3 separate regions of the Mus musculus genome follow, and all the other regions are linked to region 2. The links are chromatin loops, found by intact Hi-C in ENCODE. Cell type or tissue: left cerebral cortex. All regions are shown on one strand. Region 1 overlaps Gm765 (predicted gene 765). Region 2 has its middle 92 kb from the start of Gm32592. Region 3 has its middle 17 kb from the start of Gm32646.

The links. Peaks named below come from ENCODE experiments on the same cell type or tissue, not always from the same donor. Only the 100,000 strongest peaks of a DNase experiment are listed, where the experiment ranks them.
Region 1: a loop joins it to region 2, with 2.2 times the contacts of the local background. A loop is called at or near these places in 3 of 42 quality-filtered maps.
Region 3: a loop joins it to region 2, with 10 times the contacts of the local background. A loop is called at or near these places in 14 of 42 quality-filtered maps.

The regions. Positions count from the first base shown.
Region 1 is chr6:98,238,485-98,243,484 of GRCm38, reverse strand. All of the region lies in intron 3 of Gm765 (predicted gene 765), which reads left to right. All of the region lies in intron 2 of Gm32592 (a long non-coding RNA gene), which reads right to left. Among named protein-coding and RNA genes, the nearest start is that of Gm32592, 16 kb to the right of the region's middle. In left cerebral cortex, no CTCF peak of the experiment used is centred here; a DNase peak (open chromatin) is centred at 2,721; H3K27ac peaks cover 3,035 bases.
Region 2 is chr6:98,130,159-98,135,158 of GRCm38, reverse strand. No RefSeq gene overlaps it. Among named protein-coding and RNA genes, the nearest start is that of Gm32592, 92 kb to the left of the region's middle. In left cerebral cortex, a CTCF peak has its summit at 2,036; a DNase peak (open chromatin) is centred at 2,037.
Region 3 is chr6:98,383,606-98,388,605 of GRCm38, reverse strand. No RefSeq gene overlaps it. Among named protein-coding and RNA genes, the nearest start is that of Gm32646, 17 kb to the left of the region's middle. In left cerebral cortex, a CTCF peak has its summit at 2,877; DNase peaks (open chromatin) are centred at 1,954, 2,910, 3,237, 3,988 and 1 more place; H3K27ac peaks cover 3,149 bases.

The DNA of each region.
Region 1 (5,000 bases), 110 kb before region 2:
CATTTCCACTATAATTAAACATGAGCCTTCCTAATGAGACACATTCTCCCTCTTAATTAGCCAATCCCCAGCAGAATTCTTAGCACCTCGAAGCTGCCTTAATTCTTCTGTGTTATTAGAGTATCATCACTTAGCACATTCCAGCTCAAAAGGACCCTAGGGGCATAGAGAGGACTAGAGACAACCCTCAGAAGGATTTGCCAAGGCTTCTTGCTCACAGCCAAATACAGCTGTGGCAGTTTGGCCTGCGGGTCTTGGATCATCTCCTACTGCCTTTATTCCAGGTTTAGGAGGCAGGGCGGATGTTCTGACAGCAGTAATTAGAGATGATGCCAGGGGTGCCAGGTGGTTCAATAGAGAGGATTTCCTGTGCAAGGAACTTGTTGCAAAGGTGCTAAGAGAGTTGAAAAGGTCAGGGCAGCAAACAGTGGAGTGACCCAGAAATCCACACCCTGAGAAGGCTCTTCATACCCTGTGCCTTTTACACCAACACTGGACTGAGCTTATAGATATGTAGCAACTAACCAGTACTAGACAGTACTTGATTTTATTCAGAACCATGGGGAGGAGGGCTGGAGAGAGGGGCAGGGGGAGAAGAAGTTAAGAGAAGTTAAGAGAATTGACAGTCAGAGGTGGGGGCTGGGGGGATGGGACACAGCAAACACCCATAGCAACAAGCAGAGCGGGATAAAGCAGCAGAAAGACCCTAGTTTTCTTTCCTCCTCCCCCACCCCCCTAGGCTCCTATGGAGGCCTCCCATTGGCTGAAGCTAGCCAGTAGTCATGGAAATAACCTGACCACCTACACTGCCAGCCTTGTGAATAAGAAAAGGATGTGGTTCTCCAAATCTCACACATGGCAGGAAAAAATAAATAAATAGAAGACAAGAAGAAGCACGGGAGAGCATAGCCAGGTCAACTTCAAAGCTCCAGAAAGTCCTGAGTTTGTGTAGCAACTACCCCACTTGCTGAGGTTTCTGGATCATGGCAGTTTAAATCCTCTAAGCCCATAGACTACATCTATAACCCAGGGTCTTCCTAAGGGCTGCCTGAGGCTCATGTGAAGCACCGAGACCTGTGAATTGGCTTTAGGTGAGATGTGGACATATGGAACAGTGGATCTAGAAAGAATTGGGTCTCTACCACTTCACAGGGATATCCATGACACTCTCTCAATGTTGTTCCTTTCCAACTTAGTCCCGTTCACTGATTGATCCAGTGAGAGATGGCAAGCTGTGTGTTTGAGCAAGAGGCTCATTTAGAAGGAAGATGTTTCAAGCAAAGAATCTAAGGTTTTGAGAATGGGTTGGGTGAAGCTACCACCAGGAGAGAGCATACTGCATGCAAAGGTCTAGAGCTAGGTCTAAGTCAAATACTGGGATTCAAACACCATGTTGATAGCACGGTGAGTAAGGAGTGCGACAAAGCCACAAGTGGGAGAACAAGGCAGGGGGCTGGCAGGAAGACTGATAACTGCATCAAGGGAATAGGAGAGGCACGATGGCCAGCAATGATCCCAAATTTCTAGTGACTTCATCAAGGTACTGCCACCCACAAGAGTAACCTGGGAAGGAGCAGATGTATGTCATAGAGAAGAGGGAGGCACAAAATAGGACCTGGAATTAGTAAGCAATATGTTCAGGAGACACTGCATATGACCTAACCATAGGAAGCCGGATACATTGCATGCTACTCTTTTCGACTGGCCAAAAGAGGGGACATTAATCATGAGCTATGCCTCTAGATATCATGCTTATTAAATACTTCAGCCCATGAAGGTACAAAGGAAGAAAAAATATACTCAATCTGGAGAACGGGAAGAGCTGGACTCTTCAAAGAGTTATAGAATTTCTTCTGAACCACTTAAATTACTTTTGTGCAAACAAAACCGCCATATGCAAAAGAGTTCGACCTGTTGATGTAGTATTTTTTAATATGCCTTTTAGGAAAGCACAGTGCACACTTGAAAGTTCAGAGAAGTCTGTTTGCAATTCATTAATGTTCCAGTGGTTTTCTTAGGCAAGAGGCTTTGTCTTTTATAACCAAATAAACGCAACAGACTTAGAAACAGGGGTGTGGGAGGCAGTTCTAGTCTCACGTGTAAAATAGAAGATGGAAGAAAACAAATGCCAATTCAGGCAAAAGAATTAGGCCCAAATTCTTTGGGTAAATAAAATCTATAGTGTTCACCAGAAGCACAGGCCTCCAGAGCTTGTCAGCTGCTGAAAAATTGAACCAAAAGATCATATGCCCTCCTGAAATTACAAAGCCTTTTTACAAGCAGGCTTTGCATACTCTATTAAGAATCACCAACGTTAAACATTACGGTCACCTTGATTCCTGCTCTACCCACATCCAACCCAAACTTTCAGCTTGATGGATAAGGGATATGACTCAGCGGGGTAATTTTTGTAAAATCACAACTCTAAGTAAGTCTCTTGAGGCTCCAGACTGAGGAGTTGTGTCTAGAGTTTGCTTAGAGTATTTTCTGCTGAGAATAACATCGATACCTTTACCTGATAAAGGTGAAGTTGTCTTGGGTGAAATCTGATGAAGTTGTGCACTACACATCCTCGACCTCTGACATGTACTCTTCAGGAAAGGCCTAAGTAGAATAGAGTCCCTGAACTATTATGAACTTACTCCTGAATTTTTGTGGGTGGCTTGTGGTTGCTTATGAGAGATGACTGAGTTGGCCATATGCTGGAAGCTGGTGTTAAGGGAATAAAAATATAGCCAGCCTGGCAGGGAAATGAGTATGCATGCTGCAGAGGTAGTAGGGAGAGGGCTGCCTGCACTATAAATTCTGGGGCATGGCAATTGAAGTCATCATAAAAGTCATGGTGTGTGTGTGTGTGTGTGTGTGTGTGTGTGTGTGTGTGTGGTGTGCACTCGGGCATGCGTGCAGGCATGTACACGCATGCATGCATGCTAAAATCACACCTTTCTGAAAAGAAAGCAAGGGGAAGTATAGGAGGAGCAGAAAGGTATAAGATTGCTATACACCTAAACACAGAACTCGTCTTAGAACTTTGAATAGTGCAAAGCAGCTTCCCTTAAAATACTTGCTCCTTCTTAAAAGAGCCTATTTCTAAGTACTTCCTTCCTTCAAGATTACCCAGTTTTTGAACAATTGGAGCACAAAACTGTGCTTGGTAATTGCATTACTCTGTAAAATCTTGCAGAGCAAGCACGAGGATGTGAGTTTGGATTACCAAGACCCACATAAAAAGAAAAAGCCAGGCTTAGGAGCATGTGACTGTATTCAAGGCTGGCCTTGAACTTCTGGCCCTTCTGCCTCCACTTGTCTACTGCTAAGGGAAATCTGTTCTGTATGTGAATGCAGCTGTCATATACTATAGTCAGGAAACCAAGTAATTATTAACATGCTTATTGAAAACAATGGATTCTTATGAAACCCAAACTTTATAGGCTGATAAATCCATCTGAAAGAGAAATTTCTCCCAACTCATACTAGAATGTGATATTTAACCATCAACTATCTTCAGATTACTTATTAATTGGGTTGTATAAATTATTACCTGCTCCTTTAACAAAAATAAAAAACAAATATATATATATATATATATATATATATATATACTTTTTGAGACTTTTCTAAAACACACAAAAGATATAATTTTAACAAGAGAACTCTACATCATTCGAACTGACTCCCTTTATGAAGCAAAAATATATAATAATCTATAATCCATCACAGCTGTTTGGCTAGAATTACCAATTACCTTCAGTACCTCAAAGATGCTTTCCAGGATTTTTTAACAAGTCTGCACAGTAAATTTTTAACCCAATTTTCTTAAAGGCAACTGATAAGATTGAAACCTCTTAGGTAAGAGATGACGAAGTTCTCCACGTAACTTGAATAAAAAATCAAGGCTTTTCATGGCTACAGGAAGATGGAGACAAGAATTAAAAATAAAACACAACCCAAAAAGCTATGGTTATTTTAAAAAGCATTTCAATAAAGTTTGGAACTATGCTTTTTGCTCACGTCTGAATATGGGTGCGGTGGACTTATGGAAGACCATGTCGAATGTGTATTGAAGCCGTGTGACAAGCAGCTGAACATCTGTGGTCTCTCCTTGTCCCAGGCTCTAATGGCTTCTGATCTAATACATATAGGAAAGGCCTGTTGTCATTCAGAGAGTTACAAAGACTAGTAGCTCATTCATTGCCTTCCCAGCACCTCGTGGGCAAACACAATCAAAAGGTTTAGGGCAAAATGGACATCCCACTTGAAGTAACTTGATTAGGCAGAATGGCTAGGGAATGCTCTGCAAGTTAATAACACAGTTCCTTAAATAGTAAGTAATAGGGTGGAGAAGCTGGGAAGACAAGCCATCCACACCAGCTTGCATGGCTGGGGAGGCAGCAGCTAAGTGAACAAAGTACTTTCTGTACAAGTGTAGGGGTCTGAGTTCAGTTCCCAGGGCCCAAGTAAAAAAAAGTCAAGCATGATACTGTATTATATATGGAACCCTAGACCTGGCAATGGTCTGAGAAATGTGGATCCCAGAGGACCACCACATCAAACTAGCATCCTCCGGTTCAGTTAGAGGATGCTAGCTCAGAAAATACGCTGGAAAAACAACTGAGGAAGACACCCCAGTGTCAGCCTCTAGCTTCCCTAAGAGCCTGCACAAATAAGCACACATACATAAAAATAACAGTGATGTTTCAGTTACCCAGAACATCTCCACACCTGTCTACGTTTGACTGACACTCCCATATGTGTTAATACTAATTTTCTTCCATCTTGATTATATCGTTGGTTCCGTGTCACAGTAAGTGCATGGTGTGCACAGGCACGAAGATGCTCATGTATGTGCATGTGCATGGATGCAGGCGTTGGGATGAAACTCAGATCCTCATGCTTAGGCAGGAGCCACTTCTCCAACTGAGCTGTCCCTTCAGCTTGTCCATTGTGCATCTTATCATGTACAGTGTTCACAGGTGTGGAGCGCCACCCGAACAGTTTTA
Region 2 (5,000 bases):
ATGCATATTACATATGATAGACAGCTGTAAGGATCATCGTCTCTTCAAGTTCTATCTAACTACATTCTTATCTCATCGCTAGGGCTCTTTTTTATGTTTGTGCCTATGCATGTATGAGCAGAGGGTATGTATGGTTGTGTGTGTGTGTGTGTGTGTGTGTGTGTGTGTGTGTGTGTGTGTGTACTAACGGTTAGTCTCAGGCATCATTCTTTGGGTATCATTCCTCAAGCCTACCTTGTGTTTTTAGAATAGATCTCTCCTGGATCTGGAACTTGGGTAATTGGCAAGTTCCAGGAATCTACCTATTTCTACCTGCCCAGCACTGAGAATATGAGATTATAAATCCTCCCATACTGGGCTTTTCCATGTGACTTCTAGGAATCAGCATCTGGCCCTGATGCATACAAAAGGGGATATGCCAACTGCTCCATCTCTCCAACCATACTGTTTGTTCAGAGCATACATTTCTCTGCATATGAGACAGTAGAGATTAGAGAGGGTCATTTCCAAATCAAAGTGAAGTTGCAGAATGAATGCTGGTGTAAATCTTTATTCTTAGATTCATCTTTGGCATTATGGCTTCAGTGAGGAAGAAGTTTCTAAAAGCTCTCTAACCTCTTTTACTTCATTCAGAAACTTAATGTAGACAAAAGACAGGGTCCCAACAGGCAGGCACATGACATTCAACTGACAATAGAAGATTGTTATTTCCTCCAGATAAGCCCATAGCTTTAGCTATCTTTAGTTCACCATCTTCAGACTTCAGAGAAGAATACAGATTAGAATGATGAATCTGTGGTGTGCTTGTCCTATGAGTCTCTAACAGCAAAGAAATTTCTGGAGACATCACCATGTATTCTGTTTCTAATGTTGCCAGACATTACCAATAAACAGCAGTCCCAAGAGGCCCTTGGGTTTATCAGACTATATAACTCAAGATTCCTTACTCAACCTTGGAGTGGTTGCTTTCAATATGGCTTGACCACCAAATGTGGAAGGCAGTTGCGCAATGTCTCCGTGAACTGAGTTTGGATCAGTAGCCAAGAGTAAGTTAACTGATCCTCATCAATAAGGTTGTACTTCTGACCCTGTCTATATCACCAAGTCTGAAGACATTCATCTGGGTTTAGAAGGCAGATGTGCCCAAATGGTACACAAATTCACAAAAGACCTTGTGAAACCCCAGCTATCTGAAACCACTGTGTACTTGCTACTGCTTAGAGCTCTCTGATTCAGTGGAAAGATCTAGAAGGTACAAATACATAGTGTGAAAGCCCGCCATAACCTTTGCCTGAGTGCTTCACACACAGCCATGAGGACCCTCCACCAAAGTGCCTTGAAAGGGTGAGAAATTTGATCAGTCCATATTCAGCCTAATCAAAATGGAGCCCCTGTATTTTTCCACTCTGGGTTAGGTCACCCAATGACTAGCACAATAGGCAAAGGCATGCAAGGCATTCTGCCGACATATCCCGTTTGTAAACAGGGGATGATAGATTGATAAGCAAAGATGACCAGAGACCCCTTTCTTAGAGACTAACCTGAGCTACAGTTCCGCTTACACGTTAAGCCTCACTATAAAATTAATACGTACATTGATCCTGCTCTTTTTGAAGAAATTGAGGCAGGTAGACTTTGAATATGCTACTGCCTTCAAAATTTATCTAAGTAAATAATTATTTTGAAAGCTAAGATTTAGGCAGCTTTTGTATTCCACGTTATGCTAACGCCTGACAATTACTAAGTGTGGGTATCAGCTAGTGTTGTGGGGTTTTTTTTTTAAGTTTAATTTAAAGCAATTTGACATGGAAAGGTTATTACTTTAGTTGCCAATAAAAGCTGTACTTTTAACATAAGTGTACAGTAGGCCCTAGGGTATGTGACTATTATCTTTTCTGCAATTATGTGGTGTTCTACATAATGTTAAAAAAAAAACTTAAGAAATATCAAAAGTACTAACTTAGATAACCGTGTGCAAGTGGAATGCAGAAAGCAGGCTCTTCTCACAGGACATGGGGTGAGGTTTCCCCCTACAGCTTAGACAGAGAACAACACCAGCTGGCTTTGAATAAATTAATTCAAATGATATCTTCAAAACACACACTTAGCAACCAGAATATCGATTGCATGAACATTCTGTCTTTAGATGCAGTTGTTCAGATTCATAAGCTAAATGCCATTAACAGTAGGAGCAAGCCTCTGAACCAATTAACCTATTTTTCTGGAGATGCTAAGTTACCAAAATAAAAAGAACATTTCTCAGATGGTGTTTGCCATCCAAAGCTTTTCATATGTCCCAGAGAGAAAGAAAATAATCTCTTGCCAGTAATTGGGTAACTTTTTCTCTTCCCTTGATCTTTCAGAGAGATTGAGCTTGAGCAAAACAAAATGAAATGCTAATATTTTGTTCTTAAAAAAGAAGAAGACAGCATTAACCCAGCTCACCTGCCCTCACCCTCCCAGACTTATCTCAGAGGTGTTCATATTTAACTAATGGGAGAGATTCAAGAAAAGAGCCTGAAAACGAATTTAATCAATAGCTACTGTCAATTTTTCATTATTATGGGATATTCCTTTCCTATAATGAGAAATCATTCATGAAAAGTGAAGCCAGCAAAATGGAGACATGCACCCGGCCATCTGCCTAATAGAAGCATTTTGTCTATCAAAAGAGAGAGATGCGGGGCTGGAAAGGTGTCCTCATACTCCGTCAGCTCTGCCCATGTGAGCGGAAGTTATTTCTGAACAGTACTTTGAAAAAATATCACGCTCACCACAATTACTATTAGGGAAAAAAAGTATACTTAATGAGAGTGTTTACCCTTGACCTAAACACCTGTAAAAATCTTACCTTCTTTATCCAAAGAATCCAAAAACTATGGGTACTACCCACATGGGCACTGTCACTATGGACAAGTCAAAGCCCTTGAAGGCAGTGGGACTCCAGTGTCTATGAGCTAACATCTGGATGGAGAATGTCCCCAAAAGGCCTAGGAGTAAAAGGATTGGTTCTCAGTTACATGCTCTTGGGAGTTAGCAGAGACTTTGAGATACAGGGCCTACTGCAAGGTCTTTAGGGCAAGGGCTGAAACTGTATCTCATTTGTAGAGTTCTTGCCTAGTACACGGAAGGTCCTCATTCCAACTCTGGCACTACCGGAATAGGCATAAAAAAGGAACCAATGACAAGAAGTCATCTTGACAGTTCTTCAGGGCTAGCAGAACTCCATAATTAAAGAGTTGGATGTGTAGGTGTAAGGGCCTGAATTCAGATTCTCAGGATTCACACAAAAACATAGGAATGGCAGTAGATATGTGTAACCCAAGTGCTAGTGAGGGGGAGGAAACAGGCAGATCCTGGGGACCTATGGGCAAGCCATTCTAGCTGAAATAGCAAACTGTGTCCAGAGGGAGACCCTGTCTCAAAAAGTGAGGTAAAGGACATTAGGTGAAAATACCAGAAGTCAACCACTGGCCTCCATATACACACAAAAGAGCACCTGAACATACACAAATGCCACACACACACACACACACACACACACACACACACACAGAGAGAGAGAGAGAGAGAGAGAGAGAGAGAGAGAGAGAGAGAGAGAGAGAGAGAAGCAGACAGACAGGGACAGAGACAAATGAGAGAGACAGACACACATCAAATGTAGAGAGATGTATAATACATTATATTGTATTTTATTTATTAATGTATATGAAGATGATCACCAGAGACATTGTTCAAAGATGAACAGTGTGATCAACCATGGCTGGACTTGGTGTATCAATCAGATCTAAGATATCTTACTATAGTCATGGAAACCTGATTGATACAACAAGTCCAGCTTCTATGTATATAAAACATATCACCTTGGGCTGGGGAAGCAGTTGTCAGTACACATATTCTAAGTTCGAACCCTAATTTTCATTCCTAAGTCTAAGAACATCTATAAATTTGCTTATTCTCCATTTGACTAAGTTTCATTGTAAATACCTGGGATTAATACTCTCATTTTTCCAATAAAGTTGTAGACATTGAATGCACAGTAAGCATTTGGAACCCGACTCATAGTATAGTAATAGTATTACTATAGCTTTTGCTCAGACTCCTCTTAGCTTCCTCTTAATACACTCCTCTATTCTTGTTTAGCTTTTTGGAAAAACATCTCCTCTCTGCCTCCCCCTCCCATGGTCTTGAACAGCCTTGCCTTCCACTCAGCTTTCTTCTCAGTTTCGTGCATCATGGAATGGCCACTACTTCTGCTTTCTTGCTATTTATAATCATGCCATCCTGGTCTTGCTTTGAAGCCAGTCTTCCACAAATTCTCAGTCTATGTGAGTGACTTGGAAGGACTAAGTCACCCCCGTTCTGAGGCAGAACCTGGGCAGCAGGTTTGATTCCCTCAAGACAAACATATCCTGATCAGTTGAGCATTGGCATGAAGCTCAAACCTGGGTGTTACCTGCTGTGTACTGAAAACATCAGGTTGGAGAAGCCACCTTTGTTCCAGGGCAGCATAGAAGGATTCTAAGTGCAGGGCATTTAGAATGCAAGCTGAAGAGAGCCTCTCTGTCAATAAAGTCACCATAGAGGAAATCAGATCCAAACTGGGGGAAGAAAGCTGTGCTTTGCTATCATTTTAGCCTCTGGATCAAGCCATGCCTGAAGCAATGCCATTTCCTAGAACTTTTAGTCACATGAGCCAATAATGCACCATCATAATTCACATGATAGTGGGCTAGATTTCTGATCTGTGCCTCCTTCTCATGCTCCCAATCCACAAATCCTTCATAGCCAAGCACATCTAATTTCTTGAGAGCTGAAACATGCCTTATGCATTCTAGAGAGATCCTAATTCTGCATAAGAAAGGGCACAAAACTGCCAAATTTCTCTGAGTCCCTAGACAGGTTACAATGAAGATTATGTCTTTCCCTATCCACTCCATTTCTATGAATAGGAAAGCTGAAAAAACTGGCTCCTCTTCTTCTTCTTCTTCTTCTTCTTC
Region 3 (5,000 bases), 250 kb before region 2:
TGTCTCTCAGCAGTGCTTGGGCTATGGGCCCGTGTGGCTGTGCACACTTTGTTTTTACATGAGTGCTTAGGATTTGGAATATGTTCTCATTCTTGCAGGGTAGGTGCTTTTATACCATGAGCCATGTTCCCAGCTCTACAATTTTAAAACTGTGTAACATGCATTCTATTAAGCAACACAACTTAATATTTTTAATCTTCATATAATTTAAACTTCACATAGCTTGATTTTCACATAGCTTAAATTTGATAAAAGCTACGCAATATGAAAAGCAAAGTAGGCAACCAATCAGAAATATATTATACTTATTGATAAATTCACATACACACAGCAGTGATCTACTTTTGTGTTTACCAAAAGCTCAGTCAAACTTTCTTTATAGAACTCTATAAATATCTCTTAAATAGATAAATACTGGAGAAGAAGGAAAGGAGAAACAGAAGGAGGGTAGGTACATATAGGAAAACTAAATGCTTATTGTTTGGAAGCCACAAATGATGACCTGTATTATTTATATTCTCTTTTTTTTTTCATTTTTTAATTAGGTATTTAGCTCATTTACATTTCCAATGCTATACCAAAAATCCCCCATACCCCCCCCCCACTCCCCTACCCACCCACTCCCCCTTTTTGGCCCTGGCGTTCCCCTGTACTGAGGCATATAAAGTTTGCAAGTCCAATGGGCCTCTCTTTCAAGTGATGGCCTATTAGGCCATCTTTTGATACATATGCAGCTAGAGACAAGAGCTCCGGGGTACTGGTTAGTTCATATTGTTGTTCCACCTATAGGGTTGCAGATCCCCTTAGCTCCTTGGGTGCTTTCTCTAGCTCCTCCATTGGGGGCCCTGTGATCCATCCAATAGCTGACTGTGATCATCCACTTCTGTGTTTGCTAGGCCCCAGCATAGTCTCACAAGAGACAGCTATATCTGGGTCCTTTCAGCAAAATCTTGCTAGTGTATGCAATGGTGTCAGCGTTTGGAAGCTGATCATGGGATGGATCTCTGGATATGGCAATCACTAGATGGTCCATTCTTTCGTCAACCCCATCACAAAGGAACTCTCACAATATGTACTCACTGATAAGTGGATATTAGCCCAGAAACTTAGGATACCCAAGATATAAGATACAATTTGCTAAACACATTAAACTCAAGAGAACAAAGACCAAAGTGTGAACACTTTGCCCCTTCTTAGAATAGGAAACAAAACACCCATGGAAGGAGTTATTATTTATATTCTAAAGCAGGTATAAGGACCCAGCAGCAGTGTCTTATTGGGCCATTTGCCCTAGTGCTGTATCATACCATGTGTGCCCCCCTCTCCCTCCCTTCATCTCTTCTTTTGCATTTACTGTGATACTTTCCTCTTCTATCCCCTGGTGTCACCATTATCGTCTATCATATCATCCCTGCTTCCTGTGGACATCGCTACATTAGATCTACTCAGAGTATATGGTCCATCCCGGAGATGCCTGGGCTCCACCCCAGACCTTAGAATCAGCATCAGTGGGGATGGTATTTGGGAGCTGCACCTAACAAGTTCTTTCAGTAGCTAATTTTCACACTATAGTTTTATCACCAAGGCTGAATCCCCAAAACGTTTCCTGCTACGTCAGTAGTTCCTGGAGGAAAAGAGAGCAGGAATAGTTGGAGCAGATACGGGCTTGGATCTTCAAATTTCCCTGAGCCGTAGTAAGCAATTATACAGGGCCAGAGGCAGACAGCTTCATGTACAACTTACAAGTACAAAGACATTCAGTGACCTGGAGAAATTACATATATGTATGTGTGTACAAAAGAATGTATTTGTGCATTCATATGTATTCACATGTGCCTTTTCATCTAAGTCCGTGTGCTATGTAACTGGTATCCTTCCCCTTTCCCAAGCCCTCATTTTATACAGACTCAGCTGACTGCCCCTCTCTTTTACACACTTAGCATTCCATGAGACATTTCTCTTCACAGTAGGCTCTGCTTCTTAAGGGAAATGTCTGAAAAAGCGTTGGTGTGACTCTGTTTCAAATCTCTTAAACTCATCTACCATAGCTACATAGCCATTAAGGTAAAAAAAAAAATACACAGTAAGGACTCGATAAGGGCAGGAAAGGCGTGTCCTGGGACCCTTTGAATGCTCTCTTATTAAAGACTGGTTCTTGTTAAGCAATTGAACCCTCTGGGTGTTATCTATTAGATCAATCAGTTTATAATGTTTGATCTTGGGATTGATCTATTAGGCCAGTCGATTTCTAATTTTTCCATGGTTTTATACAAAGTCTTCGACGTTTGTGCCCACCCTTTAAGAATCGATTAAGATGCTTTCTCTCCCAGAGAAGAGTCTCTGACTTCTTTCATCGTATTTAAAGAATCCTTCCCTTTTGCTACCATGTTTTACAAGCATTCCGCATCAAATTGCAAGGATAGTTTGCATATTGATATTGCCTTTAGAGAATGGCCAAAGGGTAAACATTCATTTTAGGAAACCCAGGCATATGAGGTACATTCAAATGATTGCATAAATCAAATTCCAGATCAGGATTCAGTCCGCTGTTCCAGCTAATTCTATACTATCTCAGAGCATCTTAGTAAAAAGTGTTATCCATTTTTAAATTTGTCTTCTATTTTTGGCTTTATTTGCTGGCTTTTCTGATCTTCATTTTTTTTTTTTTTTTGGTGGAAATGTTAAAGGAATGATGTTGCCTGCTGCCGAGATCATGTTGAAAAAGGCACTATATTGAGGTGCAGTTTGAAACGTGACAGCATATGTAAATGTGTTGGTGATGCTAAAAATACGTGGATAAATGATACATGGCATCCACAGAGTATGCACAACTCTGTATTTATATAGTACCTACATGTAGACAGTAGGAGTCTATTTATGCATTTGCCAAGAAAGGGAGAAGTGTCTACATATGTCTCGTAAATCTGGATCCGGGCTCATGCCCAATGCAGATGCTGCAGAGAGGCGAGTGGGGAACGGGGCTGCTGCTCTGGGAGCAGGCTGTCTGTCAGATCATTTCCCCGAAGAGGATTCTGGAAACATGAACAAAAAACGATAGCCTACAGACAACAAAAATGTATCCTAAAATGCTGGGGGTGGGGGGGTGGGAAGTCCATTCTAGAGTGTCTCGACAGCACGTGCAACTTATTAGAATTCTGGGGAGACACACTCTAGAAATGTCACGCAGCATCCTTTATTTAGCCAATGTAATAAAAGCGCCTCCGTTTGCCCGGCACCTAAGTGGTCACTGTTCTACTTAGCCCTCACATATAACTGGGATAATGACTCATGAGGAGACTTCTGTAATTTTTAGCTAAGAAGCCATCTGTGCTTAAGGACCATGTCCTTACAGCCACAAATCCCAGGATTACAGTCCCAGCTCCATGATTGACACAGGGTTGGGTCACTCCTCTGAGTGAAATAGGGCTTACTTCTTCATTCAGAGTTAAATTCTCGATATATAATGTTTTGATATCCTCATTCTAAAATATGAATGTATAATTCTAAAGCAGCTTAGCAGTCAAAAAGTTCTCAAAAAATCTGAATGTTCTGAATTTATATTATGAAGTTTCATCATGCCCCAGTCTAAGAAGTGTTAGATGGTAGCATCTTAGTCAATGATTAAGCATTTATCTTACGGCATTCACAAAACTAAATCCAATTGCATTTCTAGCCTCAAACTCTACCTCCAGATTTATTTTTCAAATTTCAAATTAGTGTCAGAAATGTGTTAAATGAATATTTGTTGGCAGAAGTATCTGGAAAGGACAGAGGACATTTAGTTTGAGTTAGTGAATAACTTTGTGTCTCTATCGTCTGTCTGTCTGTCTGTCTGTCTGTCTGTCTGTCTGTCTGTCACTGTTTTTGCAATAGAAACATGACTTGCTTGCATAGTAAGCAGCTCCTATTGAAAAGAATGAACAGTCCTCACCCGTTACCCAGCACTGGAAACAATGCTAACTGAACCAAGGCGGAATCTATGAGCTGAATTCAGGAAACTTGGCACACGAGAGTCTTAACTCGAGCGCCAAGCCGTACAAAGGATAAGAATAGAATCAGATAATGTGGGAAACTATTTTTTTCTTTTCTTTCTATTAAATCTCCAGCTTCCCTTCATTCCCTCCCCATCTCCTACCATCGTTCTAATCCCCTTGTTTATGACAGAGACACTGAAGGAAGACGGTGAAGACAACAAAGCCCTAGGCTTTGAATAGCAAATGTACAACGAAAAATCTGTTTTCCTCACTAATTCAAATTTCTCCGAAGAAAGAGAGGATCTTCATAGTAAAACTACTCCAAATGACATGTTACAGTGGGATCCCCAAAGCTCACATTCACCATCAGCTCAGCCTTGGGTACTCATGTGTGTTCTTCAGGGTCTGGAAAGCCTTATTAACAAAGATCAATACATTCTCACCTAATCCATCCTGAGGTCTTAATGCTATGTAACCACTGCTTTCTCTAAAATAATTTTCTCTAAATAATACCAACAGTATATCTATAAAGTATCAGAAATAACATTAAAAGAGTCTTCTAAATATTTTCTTCAATATGGCTACCCAACTTGCCAAAGATGGGAAAGGGCTCAAGATAGTTTTAAATAATAGTAATACAATTTAATAAGGTTGCCTTTTTATTAGCTGCATTTAACCAGTCCTTCTGATCTCTCATATTATAATCAGCAGCTAAACAGCTTTCCTGTGCAGCTGTTGTAACCACCTCATTTAACATTAGGTATATCTTTTAGCTTAATTAAAGCATTCCTCTCTTTCAGTAATAGTAGATTGTTTTCAGTTCGCCCATTATGTGTAATTGTTTTCTTTGATCCATTCAAAACGTGGCTATTTTTCATGGCTAATTAAATCAACACTTGACCACTGCATTTAATGCTTAACTCAGTTTTATTTCTAATCTTGCACACCGGGCTTCTGCACATCCTATGTCTTGCTCATAACGTGAAGTTACTCACGGCCTCCAGCTTGTCCTTATAAGTAGAGGCA